Linked DNA regions of Homo sapiens: region 2 is linked to region 1. Evidence: chromatin contacts called from ENCODE Hi-C data. All regions are on one chromosome and are shown on one strand. Each heading gives the region's core, a stretch centred on a gene start or an enhancer-like site at or near the end of the contact. The rest is flanking DNA. Distances are from core to core; before and after follow the strand shown.

Region 1 (6,225 bases), core at 2,354-4,853:
ATGTATGCGCTGGACTGCAGAGAACACCAGCCTCTGTGCCACGCACATCCAGCCACGGCACTGAAGGGGAATTAGAAGTAAAGTAATCTAATGTCAGGAAAAAAAATACATAAATGCTTATATGCAAAATCCATGTTACCAAAGCATTTATAATGCTTTGGCTGTTCATGGGTCTCTGAAAATTTCCATATGATTTCTGTTGGTGACTGAGAGGAAGCAACTGTGCCCTCTGACACACACTGTGACTACATGCCTGGGGCTGGCTCACACATGTAACCTGTAAAACTTCTTTGGGTAAGCGATTTGTTGCTACTGGCTAATAAGACTTGTAAGTCACTTAAATATATCATCTTATTTGAGAGAACCAACAACCCTTTGAAGCAGGGCTATAAATATTATACCCAATTTGCTGATGAGAAAACTGAGGGTTGAGAGCTGGTTAAGTGCAAGGCCAAGCAGCTGGTAAAGGTATGGGGCCGGGCTCGGAACTTCCGTCGGCTCCGTCACTTACAACTCACGTTCCTTGTCTGGACCTCCAGAAATGGTCAGTAGCAGCTCCCTCTTTCCTGCATAGGTTCCTGCCAGAGCGGACGGTGGAAACCCCTCCCCACACCGCCGTGGGCTCAGCTGGGGGTTCTTGTACCATCTGAGTGTGGCGGAGTGGCAGGAACCCAGTGGGGTCCGTTTGGTCCAACATCGAAGTGATTTCAGGCAAGAGACCTAAGCCGAGTCTGGCTTAATTTGCACATTGCTTCCTGGCTGTCTTCCCACCACCGTGGAGTCTCACACGAGATTAATTACGCTCAAGCGCCTTAAATCTGTAAATCGCTATGCCCACTCGGACCGTTTCTGTCCCAAGCCTCCACCCGAGATACAAGAATCCCCAAGTCGCCTCTCCTGACCCCGCCTCGCCCCCGCCGGACGTCCTCACCCGGCCCTGGCTCCCCCACACCCTCGCCCGGGGTCCCGAGCCAACCCTTGCTCCTCAGGTCTTCGAGGCAGGAGGCGGCCACGCCGTGCTGTTCGCGGCTGTAGTTGCGGCGCAGCAGACACGGCTTTAGAGTCCGGATCTCGCCAGATTCTGGTACCCCGGCGTCCCCGGTCACCTCCATCCTCCACAAGGTGGGACCTGCCCACCTTCGAGAAGTCGCGGGAGGCCGGAGCGGCGGTCCTTCTACTCGACCCCCTTCCGCAGCCTGCCGGGAGATGTAGTTCGTTCCGCAGCAAATCACACGTGAGACCAGGGCACGCCGGGAAATGTAGTTCTAGTTGCCGCTAATCACGTGTGGCGTCGAAGCATGCCGGAAACTGTAGTCTCTGGGTTTAAAGCCGCTTTCGTTCTATCGCGCGATTCAGCCTAGGAGTTGTTTTTAACTTTTAGGAGCTGCATTCGCGCGTTCAAATATAAGGCCAATAGAGACTTATTTTGCATGACGATGCACACGCATGTATACTGTATTGAATTTTTAGAGCATTCCTATTCGCATATGAGATGCATAATGCTAATACAGACACCCGCATGTTTCCACCCATTCTATTTCCTGCTTCAACTGTGCAAATTAGTTTGGGGTCTCAGAACAAAACGCTTAAATAAATATAGTAAGCATTAAAGTCTCAAATGCATCGGAGAGGAAAGGGGAAATGCGACTCGGCACTGTTGGAGATTGTTCAGATGCCTCTTGACAACATATTCATCTTTGTTTTAATACTGCTACTATGGAAAAGTTTGTTTTTTTCCTCCTGAAAAATAAACATCTAAGATTAAAAGAATAGTAATAAAAATGATCAAAAAGTTCCTCTCTTAAAAGAGGGCATTTTATGTAAACTAGAAGTAATTATCTGCTCATATTTATTCATTCGGGGGACACTTTCCTTCCTTGTTTCTTTTTTCTTTTTTTGAGACAGCGTTTCGCTCTGTCTCCCAGGCTGGAGTGCAGTGGCGCGATGATGGCTCACTGCAGTTTTGATCTCCTGGGCTCAAGCAATCCTCCCACCTCATATTTTGTTTATAAAAACGTGGGCAAGGGCCCCGGGGGCGGTGGCTCACCCCTGTAATCTCAGCACTTTAGGAGGCCGAGGCGGACAGATGATCTGAGGTCAGTAGTTTGAGACCAGCCTGGCCAGCATGGTGAAACCCTATCTCTACTAAAAATACAAAAATTAGCCGGGCGTGATGGCGCACGCCTGTAGTCCCAGCTCTTGGGAGGCTGAGGCAGGTGAATCGCTTGAACCCGGGAGGCGGAGGTTGCAGTCGGCCCAGATCGCACCATTGCACTCCAGCCTGGGCGTCAGGAGCAAGACTTCGTCTCAAGCAAAAACAAAAACAAAAGCAAAAACAAACAAAAAAAACGTGGGAGAGGAAATTGGATATTATCTCAAGAAAAGTTTAGACATTTAAAACAGCGTTTAGTAGGAGGAATTATTCATTAAGTCATCCCTTTTAAGCAGTCTATATTGATCAAAACACAACTATAATAGGAGCTGGCGGTTAACTCTAATGTATGTATCCTTTTTCATATAATTTCATTTTTTATTTTCTTATCTTATTTTTAGACAAGGTCTCGCTCTGTCGCCCAGGCTGGAGTGCAGTGGCATAATCATAGTTCACTGCAGCCTCAACCTCCTGGGCTCAAGGGATCCTCCTGCCTTGGCCTCCTAAAGTGTTGGGATTACAGGTGTGAGCCACTGCTCCCGTCCAATATTTAATTTAAAATCTAACAATTAAAAAAATCTAACAATTCAACCAGTGTAAAATAATGACGTTTTGTAGAAGCCTCTTCTCTTCAAAATGCCCCCTTTTATGTTCTCCCAATAGACCTGCACACTTATCCGAGTCCTATCCCCATAATACTGTAATTGTAAGTGTGTTTGGCCTGGGCGTGGGAGTAGGGATTGAGTCTTGAATGTTTTTATTTCAAGGCCTACCAAAGTCCCTAGCATATAGTAGGCACTCAATGAATGGAACTGAACTGATGTCTAAAAATTAATTTCCAAGTTTCTTCGCATTCATCCATTGGCAAGTCCCTAAATGTGCCCATGGCACTGTGGGGATGGGCAGAGATTAACTCAATAAGAATAATATGGGCCGGGCGCTGTGGCTCACTTCTGTAATCCCAACACTTTGGGAGGCCGAGGCGGGCAGATCACCTGAGGTCGGGAGTTCGAGAGCAGCCTGACCAACATGGAGAAACTCCATCTCTACTAAAAATACAATGTTAGCCGGGCATGGTGGCGCATGCCTGCAATCCCAGCTACTCGGGAGGCTGAGGCAGGAGAATCACTTGAAACCGGGAGGCTGAGGTTGCGGTGAGCCGATATCGCGCCATTGCACTCCAGCCTAGGCAACAAGTGCGAAACTCCGTCTCAAAAAAAAAAAGCAAAACCAGAATAATACACATATAACAACGCAAAGAAGATATAGACTTGGGATCTTCCTGGAAAGCAGAGTCTTAACGGAAACTATGCAAGGTGACCCGGACACCCGGGCTCCACCCCTCTGCCCCAGTCCCCTACATCGACAGGCTCTGTTCCGGCTACCTTAGTCTGGGCGGGAGGGCGAGAGCGAGGGCGCCTGGGAGAAACCTCGCCCAGCGGCGGTTGATTAGTCAGGCCTCAGAAAGATGGCGTCCTCGGAGCAGGCAGAGCAGCCGAGCCAGGTAAGGGGAGTGGGACTGCCCCGCTGTGCGGCGGAGACCCCGGCTGGAGGGGGCGCTCAGCATACGGCTGGGAGCCGGGTAGGGACCCCGAGTCTCCGAAGCTGGGGACCCCGACCTCTTGCCCCCTCCTGAGCCCCGCCCCTCCCCAGGTCCTCCCCACCCGGCCCCTCCCCCCGGTGACCCCTCTTTGACCACATTCCGGAGCCCGGGCTCTGGTGTTTGGCTGTGCCCCCGGGTCCCCACTTCCCGCCTGCCAGCACCTCTGGTCCCACTTGAGCTTGTTGGGGAGGGTGACGGGACCCTTGGGAAGTCCCCAGCCTTGAGCTGCGAGGGCTTGAGAAGGAGAGGATAGATCGATCGTTCCCGGCTGTCCCCTCCGGGGAGGGGCCTGTTTCCATTAGGGTTCCCACTCCCTCACGGCCTCAGCCTCCTGGAGCGGCTGCCAGCCTCTTCATCTGTGGTCACCTTTGCGCTTCTCTCGTCAAGTTGGATAGTCAGAAATAATCTAGTCGAGCCCTCTCAGTGCGTTGATAGGAAAGGGACGCACTGTGACTAACAGACGCCACCAAGCTTTTGGCTGAGGACCCATCCTCGCTTCCCTGGGTTTGGTTTTGTTGGCCGAGGGCTCCGCTCTAGCTTTTCACCTGCAGATTCAGACAAATCCCACTCCAATAAGGGGACCATAAGGACCAGCGTTGACGCCTGTGCCTCTGCGGCCGGGAGGCAGTGGATGATAAGGTCTCCGAAGGGGTTTATAGTCCAAAGGTGGGGTAGGGTGGGGTGAGGAGAAAAGGGCTAAGAGACATCTTACATTTAACTGCCTGTGTGGTGTCATGTTGAGCACAAATTACATCTATTATCTCGTTTAGTGTTCACTACAACCTTTATGAAGTGCAGGCTACTAACCTCCATTTCACAGAAATGAATACTAAGGGTTTGTGACATGCCCCAAATCGTGTGCTCTGTTGAGCCTGTATTGAACCTGTGTGACTCCACTAGTCATCCATACATTTTTGAGTTTAGTTAGGATTAGAATGAGGAAGAAGAAAATAGTTTCAACTTGGGGCCTCATTCCTCCTCTCCCATCTCCTTGAAGCACCTCTAAGAGTTTTCAGCAACTTACTAGTATTTCACTTCCTTCAGAGGCAGAAGACCACCGCTTAGTGTTTCTTACTGTCTTATTCTGCACGTCTGTTACAAGAATTGAACTTAAAGGAGTTGGTGTGTTCCCCCATACCAGTTTCTATTAGCAGTGTGAATGATTCAGGAAGAAGATGTCTTGATTGTAAAACATGGGAGATAACAAGGACTGATTCTGGCCTTCTCACTGTCAGGTGTTCTGGAGTTTGGCAAGTGTCTCGAGAGGAGGGCCTCTCCTTTCTTGCCTTACCACATTTAGTTTGCTGAAATACTAAGGCATCTTGGGGTCTGGGTTTCTCTGAATTGTTTTGTGTTAGGAATGCCCACAGGCTGGGATTGAAGGGTGTCCTCAGTTCCTGATTCTTTTTTCTTTCTTAAGACGGAGTCTCTCTCTGTCGCCCATGCTGGAGTGCATTGGCGCAATCTCGGCTCACTGCCTCCCGGGTTCGAGCAATTCTCCTGCCTCAGCCTCCCAAGTAGCTGGGACTACGGGTGCCTGCCACCACACCTGACTAATTTTTGTAATTTTAGTAGCGATAGGTTTCACCATGTTGGCCAGGCTGGTCTTAAACTCCTGACTTCAAGTGATCTGCCCGCCTCAGCCTCCCAAAGTGCTGAGATTATATGCGTGAGCCACCGTGCCCGGCTCTGTTCCTGATTCTTATAGGACATTTAATTTGCCAGTGCTGTAAACAGTACTAAAAATCTTGCCACTTGGAGCCACTGTTATGCCCAAGGATTCTTTTGGTTTTGCAAGTTTGCCCTCTCTGTATATGTATTTAATAGAAAAGGATCTAAGGTCCTTTAAGGGGGCATGGCCATCACTTGTTTGATTTTCAGCTCTGCTTCTCCTTTGCCCTCCTTTCCAAAGCTGGTGGAGGTAGGATTGCCACAGAACATGCTGGCAGCCTGGGGGAAAAACTTGAACTTTTCTTTTTTTTTTTTTGAGACAGAGTCTCGCTGTGTCACCCAGGCTGGAGTGCAGTGGCGCGATCTCTGCTCACTGCAACCTCCGCCTCCTGGGTTCACGCCATTCTCCTGCCTCAGCCTCCCTAGTAGCTGGGACTACAGGCGCCCGCCACCATGCCCAGCTAATTTTTTGTGTTTTTAGTAGAGATGGGGTTTCACCGTGTTAGCCAGGATGGTCTTGATCTCCTGACCTCATGATCCGCCCACCTCAGCCTCCCAAAGTGCTGGGATTACAGGCGTGAGCTGCAGTGCCTGGCCAAAACTTGAACTTTTCATAACAGACTCTATGGCTATCTAACAAGAAGCAAATGCACGCTTTTTGAATGAACCAATGCTCTTCAGCAATTGCCTGTTTCATTTTCAAGTCTTGATCAATCCAGTTTCCCATTTCTCCGATTAAAGCAGAGTAGGATTGAAAGGATTGTTTAGCTAATTCCCCCACGCCTTGTTGTGTAGGGTT
Region 2 (6,225 bases), core at 1,770-4,269, 1.4 Mb after region 1:
GGAAGGGCCATGCGCTTGGGCGGGCAGGGACAACGTCCCGCACCTGTGCTGGCCCCGGCTTCTCCTTAGAGTGCCTCTGGCTGCCTCCCTGCTCTCACCTCGGGGTTTTCCTTTTTGCGCCATCCCCGGAGGGCAAGACTCTGTCCAAGCTGAGACAAACGTGGGGGGCGGTGGGGAGACTAGGTCTTCTCCTGCCCCTACCCCAGATCGCAGAGCCCATCTTGGCTGCCGGGACCCGAGGGCGCTCCAGGTTGGCTCCGCGGGTCGCATCACCTGCCAAGTGCTCGGGAGCCGCAGCACGGGCACCAGGGGGGTCCAGGATGGAGGGGCCACGGAGGTCTCCAAGGGAACTGCCCGGGCTGAGATTGGCCAGGGAGGGGGCCAGGAACTAGTGGAGCTACGGAGCCGCCAGTGGATCTGAGGACCCACCTGGATCCGAGGTCGGCCCCTGTCCCCGGTGCTGAAATGCGGGCGCCCGCGGGGTTCACGGCCAGGACTCAGCCCTGGAGTCCCTGAGACCGCTAGCCCCGTAGCAATCCCCTATGTAGGATTTGTTTCAAGGGCTCAGACCGGCACAGAGCCCCCCAGCTCTTCCTTGCCTCAGATTCTGTCCTTGGGTGATCAAATCCTGCTTTCTGTCTCCTAAAATTGTCTCTAGCGCTTTCTCTGGGACCACTCTAGTGCCTCTGAGCAGGCATCACAGGCTGGCCCATCGGATCATTATTTGTACTTTGGTCTTATGCTTTATCCCCTCCAAACCAACGGGCTCCCACTCTCAGCTGGGCTGCAGAATTTCCCATCCCCCTGCCTCTAACATTCCTAGGGGACTCTGTTCCTTTCCTCCCTCCTATCCCTTGCTTTCAAGTTAGTTAAAGCTAGACAATGAGGTCGGTGCAATGCGTCTGCATCTGGCAGGGGCAGCCACCTTCCTTGGAAATGGGGAGAGATGGTGCAAGAGAGAAGAGAGCCGGGAGAATAGGGGTGGGGCCCCAGGGCTGAGGCATGCCCTCCTGAGCTACTGCAAACTGCAGCCCCCAAGGGCCCAGGTGACATCATGTAATGGGCCTTAGCAAGACCCCCTTCCACTTCTGGGCCCTTATCTTCCCCTCTCAGCTCCTGACCCCTCCCCAGTCAGATGCCCTTGTTTGTAAGCTCTGCATCTCTCCCCTTCCCTCTCTCTCTTTCCCTCTCTTTTCAATATCATTGTTCTTTTATTCTTCTGATTATAAAAATTACTGTTGGCCAGGCCCTGTGGCTCACGCCTGTAATTCCAGCACTTTGGGAGGCTGAGGTGGGTGGATCACGGGGTCAGGAGATCAAGACCATCCTGGCTAACACGGTGAAACCCTGTCTCTACTAAAAATACAAAAAAATGAGCCGGGCATGGTGGCTGGTGCCTGTAATCCTAGCTACTCAGGAGACTGAGGCAGGAGAATCGCTTGAACCTGGGAGGTGGAGGTTGCAGTGAGCCGAGATAGTGCCACTGCACTCTAGCCTGGACAACAGAGCAAGACTCTGTCTCAAAAAAAAAAAAATTTCACCGGGCGTGGTGGCGAATGCCTGTAATCCCAGCTACTCAGGAGGCTGAGGCAGGAGAATCACTTGAACCCAGGAGGTGGAGGTTGAGCTGAGATTGTACTACTGTACTCCATCCTGAGCGACAGAATGAGACTCTGTCTCAAAAAAAAAAAAAAGTGTGTTTCTTTGCACACATTTTTGTACATTTCTGTTTCCTTAGGATGTATTCCCACATGTGAAATTATTGGCTTGACATATATTAACTGTTAAAATACTTTTGTTAGGCTGGGCGCGGTGGCTCACACCTGTAATCCTAGTACTTTGGGAGGCTGAGGTGGGTGGATCACTTGGGGCCAGGAGTTCAAGACCAGTCTGAGCAACATGGTGAAACCCTGTCTCTACTAAAAATACAAAAATTAGCCAGGCATGGTGGCACACACCTGCAGTCTCAGCTACTCAGGAGACGGAGGCACGAGAACTGCTTGAACCTTGGAGGCAGAAGCTGCAGTGAGCCAAGATCGCACCACTGCACTCCCACCTGGGCAACAGAGAGAAACTGTGTCTCAAAAAACACTTTTTTTAGGGCTCTTGATACATATCATCAAGTGACATTTTAGTAAGATTGGGCCAGTTCCTATTTCTACCTGTGGCATCTGCGTTCCTGTTTCACTGTAACATGGCTGCCTCTGAATTTTATATTTTAAAAGTATTTGCTAATGTAATAGATGGGACGTGACATACAGAGTTGCTTGTATTTGGAGTCCTCTGATTACTAGTAAGACCAAACAGGTTTTCACATATTTATTAGACATGTACATTTCTTCTGGAAAATTTTTCTCTCTACTATCAATGATTTTCTATTGCAGTTTAGTATTGATCCCATTAATTTTTCTTTTTTTTTTTTTCTTAGATACAGGGTTTCACCACATTGCCCAGGTTGGTCTTGAACTCCTGGGCTGAAGCCATCTGCCCTCTTCAGACTCCCAAAGGTCTGGGATTACAAGCGTGAGCCACCGCACCCAGCTTTATCTCATTAATTTGTAAGGCTTTTTGATATAGTACAATTGTTAACCCTTTGGTGTATTGCAAGTATGATTCTGGTGGGAGGCTCACCTTTTTGCTTGATTATTTTTGACACACAGAATTTCAAAATGTCAAATATATTTACGGTAACTTTTTAAAGGCTCGGCATGGTGGCTCACACCTGTAATCCCAGCACTTCAGGAGGCCGAGGCTAGCGGATGGCTTGAGCCCAGGGGTTCAAGACCAGCCTGGGCAACATGGAAAAACCCCGTCTCTGCAAAAAATACAAAAAATTAGCCAGTATGGTGGCATGAGTGCCTCTAGTCCCAGCTACTCAGGAGGCTGTGGTGGGAGAATCACCTGAGCCAGCGAAGTTGAGGCTCCAGTGAGCTATGATCACACCACTGCACTCCAGCCTGGGTGACAGAGCGAACTCCATCTCAAAAAAAAAAAAGAGGCTGGGCACAGTGACTCACGCCTATAGCTGTGCTGGAAGGCCGAGGCGGGAGGATCACCTGAGGTCAGGAATTCGACACCAGCCTGGCCAACATGGTGAAACCCCATCTCTACTAAAAACACAAAAATGAGCCGGGCGTGGTGGCTACTCAAGAGGCTGAGGCAGGAGAATCTCTTGAACTCAGGAGATGCAGGTTGCAGTGAGCCGAGATCACACCACTGCACTCCAACCTGGGTGACAGAGTGAGACTCTGCCAAAAAAAAAAAAAAAAAAAGAATGGCCAGGTGCAGTGCTTCACACCTGTAATCTCAGCACTTTGGGAGGCCGAGGTGGGTGGATCACGAGGTCAGGAGTTTGAGACCAGCCTGACCAACATGGTGAAACCCCGTCTCTACTAAAAATTCAAAAATTAGCCGGGCGTGGTGGCGGGTGCCTGTAATCCCAGCTACTTGGGAGGCTGAGGCAGGAGAATCACTTGAACCCGAGAGGTGGAGGTTGCAGTGAGCCGAGATCACACCACTGTACTCCAGCCTGGGTGACAGAGCGAGACTCCGTCTCAAAAAAAAAAAAAAAAAGAAAGAAAGAAAGAAAAAAGAAAAGAAAAGAAAAAGAAAAATGCTATAATCCTGCTAAAAACTCCCCTGTCTCTGTCTACTTTAGAACGCTGACCATTCCTTTGGAGTTGGTGTTTCCGAATTGTCCATCCTCACACTTTGTGCTTGAATAAACACTCTTTAAATTAGATTCTAACCCTTTTGATGATTTTAGGTTGACATTTTGGTGACCCACAGATGGGACCCAAGGCAAGCCTCCCACAATCCATGCTGCTTTGCCAACATTCTGAGCTTTGGTACCCGCAGGAACAGCTTTCACTCGTCTGACCTCATCAGAGCTAGCGGGGCTTCCTGGCATTTTCTCTTGGGTTTCAAATCTCCCTGGCTTTGGCTGAGATTCAGACTTTATTCAAGTACCCTGATTCCGCAATTCCATGCTCTATGGAGCTGGATTTGAAGCTCTACTTTTAAAAGTAGAAGTTTCAGGCCAGGCATGGTGGCTCATGCCTGTAAACCGAGCACTTTGGGAGGCTGAGGCGGGCAGATCACTTGCGGTCAGGAGTTTGAGACCAGCCTGGCCAACATGGTGAAACCCTGTCTCTACTAAAAATACAAAAATTCCCCAGGCATGATGGCACACATCTGTAATCCCAGCTACTCAGGAGGCTGAGGCAGGAGAATTGCTTGAACCCAGCGGGTTGAAGGTTGCAGTAAGCCAAGATCTTGCCAATGCACTACAGCCTGGGGAACAGAGCGAGACTCCGTCTCAAAAGAAAAAAAAAAAAGTGTGTGCCAGGCGTGGTGGCTCATGCCTGTAATCCCAGCACTCTGGGAGGCCCAGGCAGGTGGATCACCTGAGGTCAGGATCTCGAGACCAGTCTGGCCAACATGGTGAAACCCCGCCTCTACTAAAAATACAAAAATTAGCCACGTGTGGTGGCGGGCACCTATAATCCCAGCTACTCAGGAGGCTGAGGCAGGAGAAATGTTTGAATCCAGGAGGCGGAGGTTGCGGTGAGCCAAGATCACACCACTATACTCCTGCCTGGGTGACAGAGTAAGACCCTGTCTCAAAAAAAGAAAAAAAAAAAAGGAAGAAGAAATAAACTATATGTGTGTGGTTATTGTTACAAAACACACACACACACACACACACACACACAGAAAATTTAAACTAGAAACTATTGAAAATGTGTTGGGTGCAGTGGCTCACACCTGAAATCCCAGCACTTTGGGAGTTGGGAGGATCACTTAAGCCCAGGAGTTAGAGACCAGCCTGGGCAACATAGTGAGACCCCATCTCTATTACAAATAACAAAATGTAAACAAATTTTCTTTAAATAAAGAAACTATTGAAAATGGGGATGAGTGGAAACTGGGCGAAGGGGCTAGGGACAGGAGTGGGACTTCTCTGAATATATGTTTTTACATAGTTTTGATCTTTGAGTCTTGCATTTTTCATTTTCAAAAAGGAAAAATCTTAGCCGGGTGTGGTGCTGCATGCCTGTAGTCCCAGCTACTTAGGGGGCTGAGGTGGAAGGATTGCTTGAGCCTGGGAGGTTGAGGCTGCCGTGAGCTGAGATTGTGCCACTGCACTCCAGCCTTGGTGACGGAACAAGACTCTGTCTCAAAAAAAAGAAAAAGGAAAAATCAAATTATAAAGAAAAATGTATTATGACTTAAATGGGCCTTATCTCAGGAATGCAAATAATTAACATCCAAAAATCTAGCAATGGCCCAGGAGCAGTGGTTCACACCTGTAATCCCAGCACTTTGGAAGGCCAAGGTGGGTGGGTCACCTGAGGTCAGGAGTTTGCAACCAGCCTGGCCAACAGGACAAAACCCCATTTCTACTAAAAATAGAAAAACTAGCCAGGCATGGTGGTGCACACCTGTAATCCCAGCTACTCAGGAGGCTGAGGCACACGAAACGCTTGAACCTGGAGGCGGAGGTTACGGTGAGCTGAGATCGTGCCACTGCACTCCAGCCTGGGCAACAGAGTGAGACTCTGTCTCAAAAAAAAAAAAAAAAATCTAGCAATGTAATTCACCATATTGCTGAATTCAAAGGAGAAAATTTATACAACTATCTCAATAGATTCTGAAGAGCATTTGATAAAAAAACTCAGCACAGAGAAACCTGATGATAGAAGGAAATTTCCCTAACATAATTAATACAGGCTGTATGTTAAAATCTTACACCAGGCCAGACGCGGTGACTCATGCCTGTAGTCCCAGCACTTTGGGAGGCTGAAGCAGGCAGATCATGATGTCAGGAGATCGAGACCATCGTGGCCAACATGGTGAAACCTTGTCTCTACTAAAAACACAAAAATTAGCTGAGCATGGTGGCGTGTGCCTGTAATCCCAACTACTTGGGAGGCTGAGACAAGAGAATCACTTGAACCAGGGAGTTGGAGGTTGCAGTGAGCTGAGACCACGTCACTGCACTCCAGCCTGGCAACAGAGCGAGACTCCGCCAAAAAAAAAAAAACAAAAAAAAAAACTCACACCAAATATCACACATAACAACGCATTTTCCCTGATCAGGGGAAATGGGCCAGGCATGGTGGTTCACACCTGTAATCCCAACACTTTGGGCGGCTGAGACAGGAGGATCACTTGAGGCCAAAAGTTTGAGACCAGCCTGAGCAACATAGCAAGATTACAGCT

The links. Hi-C counts contacts between places; a loop is a spot of excess contacts on that map. Pooled maps may share reads with other maps.
Region 2: a loop to region 1 is called in a map of GM12878, with 9 times the contacts of the local background. The contact joins the enhancer-like site here to the promoter of PEX14 in region 1. A Hi-C loop is called at or near these places in 1 of 168 maps with a recorded cell type or tissue (GM12878), 2 of 37 single-sample maps with no recorded cell type and 9 of 50 pooled maps.

What each region holds. Positions count from the first base shown.
Region 1 is chr1:10,471,347-10,477,571 of GRCh38, forward strand. PEX14 (peroxisomal biogenesis factor 14) reads left to right here and starts at 3,604. Exons shown (of 9, transcript NM_004565.3): 1 at 3,604-3,656. The coding sequence starts at 3,621. DFFA (DNA fragmentation factor subunit alpha) reads right to left here and starts at 1,183. Exons shown (of 6, transcript NM_004401.3): 1 at 977-1,183. The coding sequence starts at 1,112. RefSeq lists enhancers at 652-751, 2,713-3,678, 3,501-3,690 and a silencer at 3,691-3,860.
Region 2 is chr1:11,898,597-11,904,821 of GRCh38, forward strand. No RefSeq gene overlaps it. Among named protein-coding and RNA genes, the nearest start is that of RNU5E-1, 6.4 kb to the right of the region's middle. RefSeq lists an enhancer at 242-793. Within about 2 kb of position 3,020, at least 3 of the 41 ENCODE cell types and tissues checked have a DNase peak (open chromatin) inside an H3K27ac peak, as active enhancers do.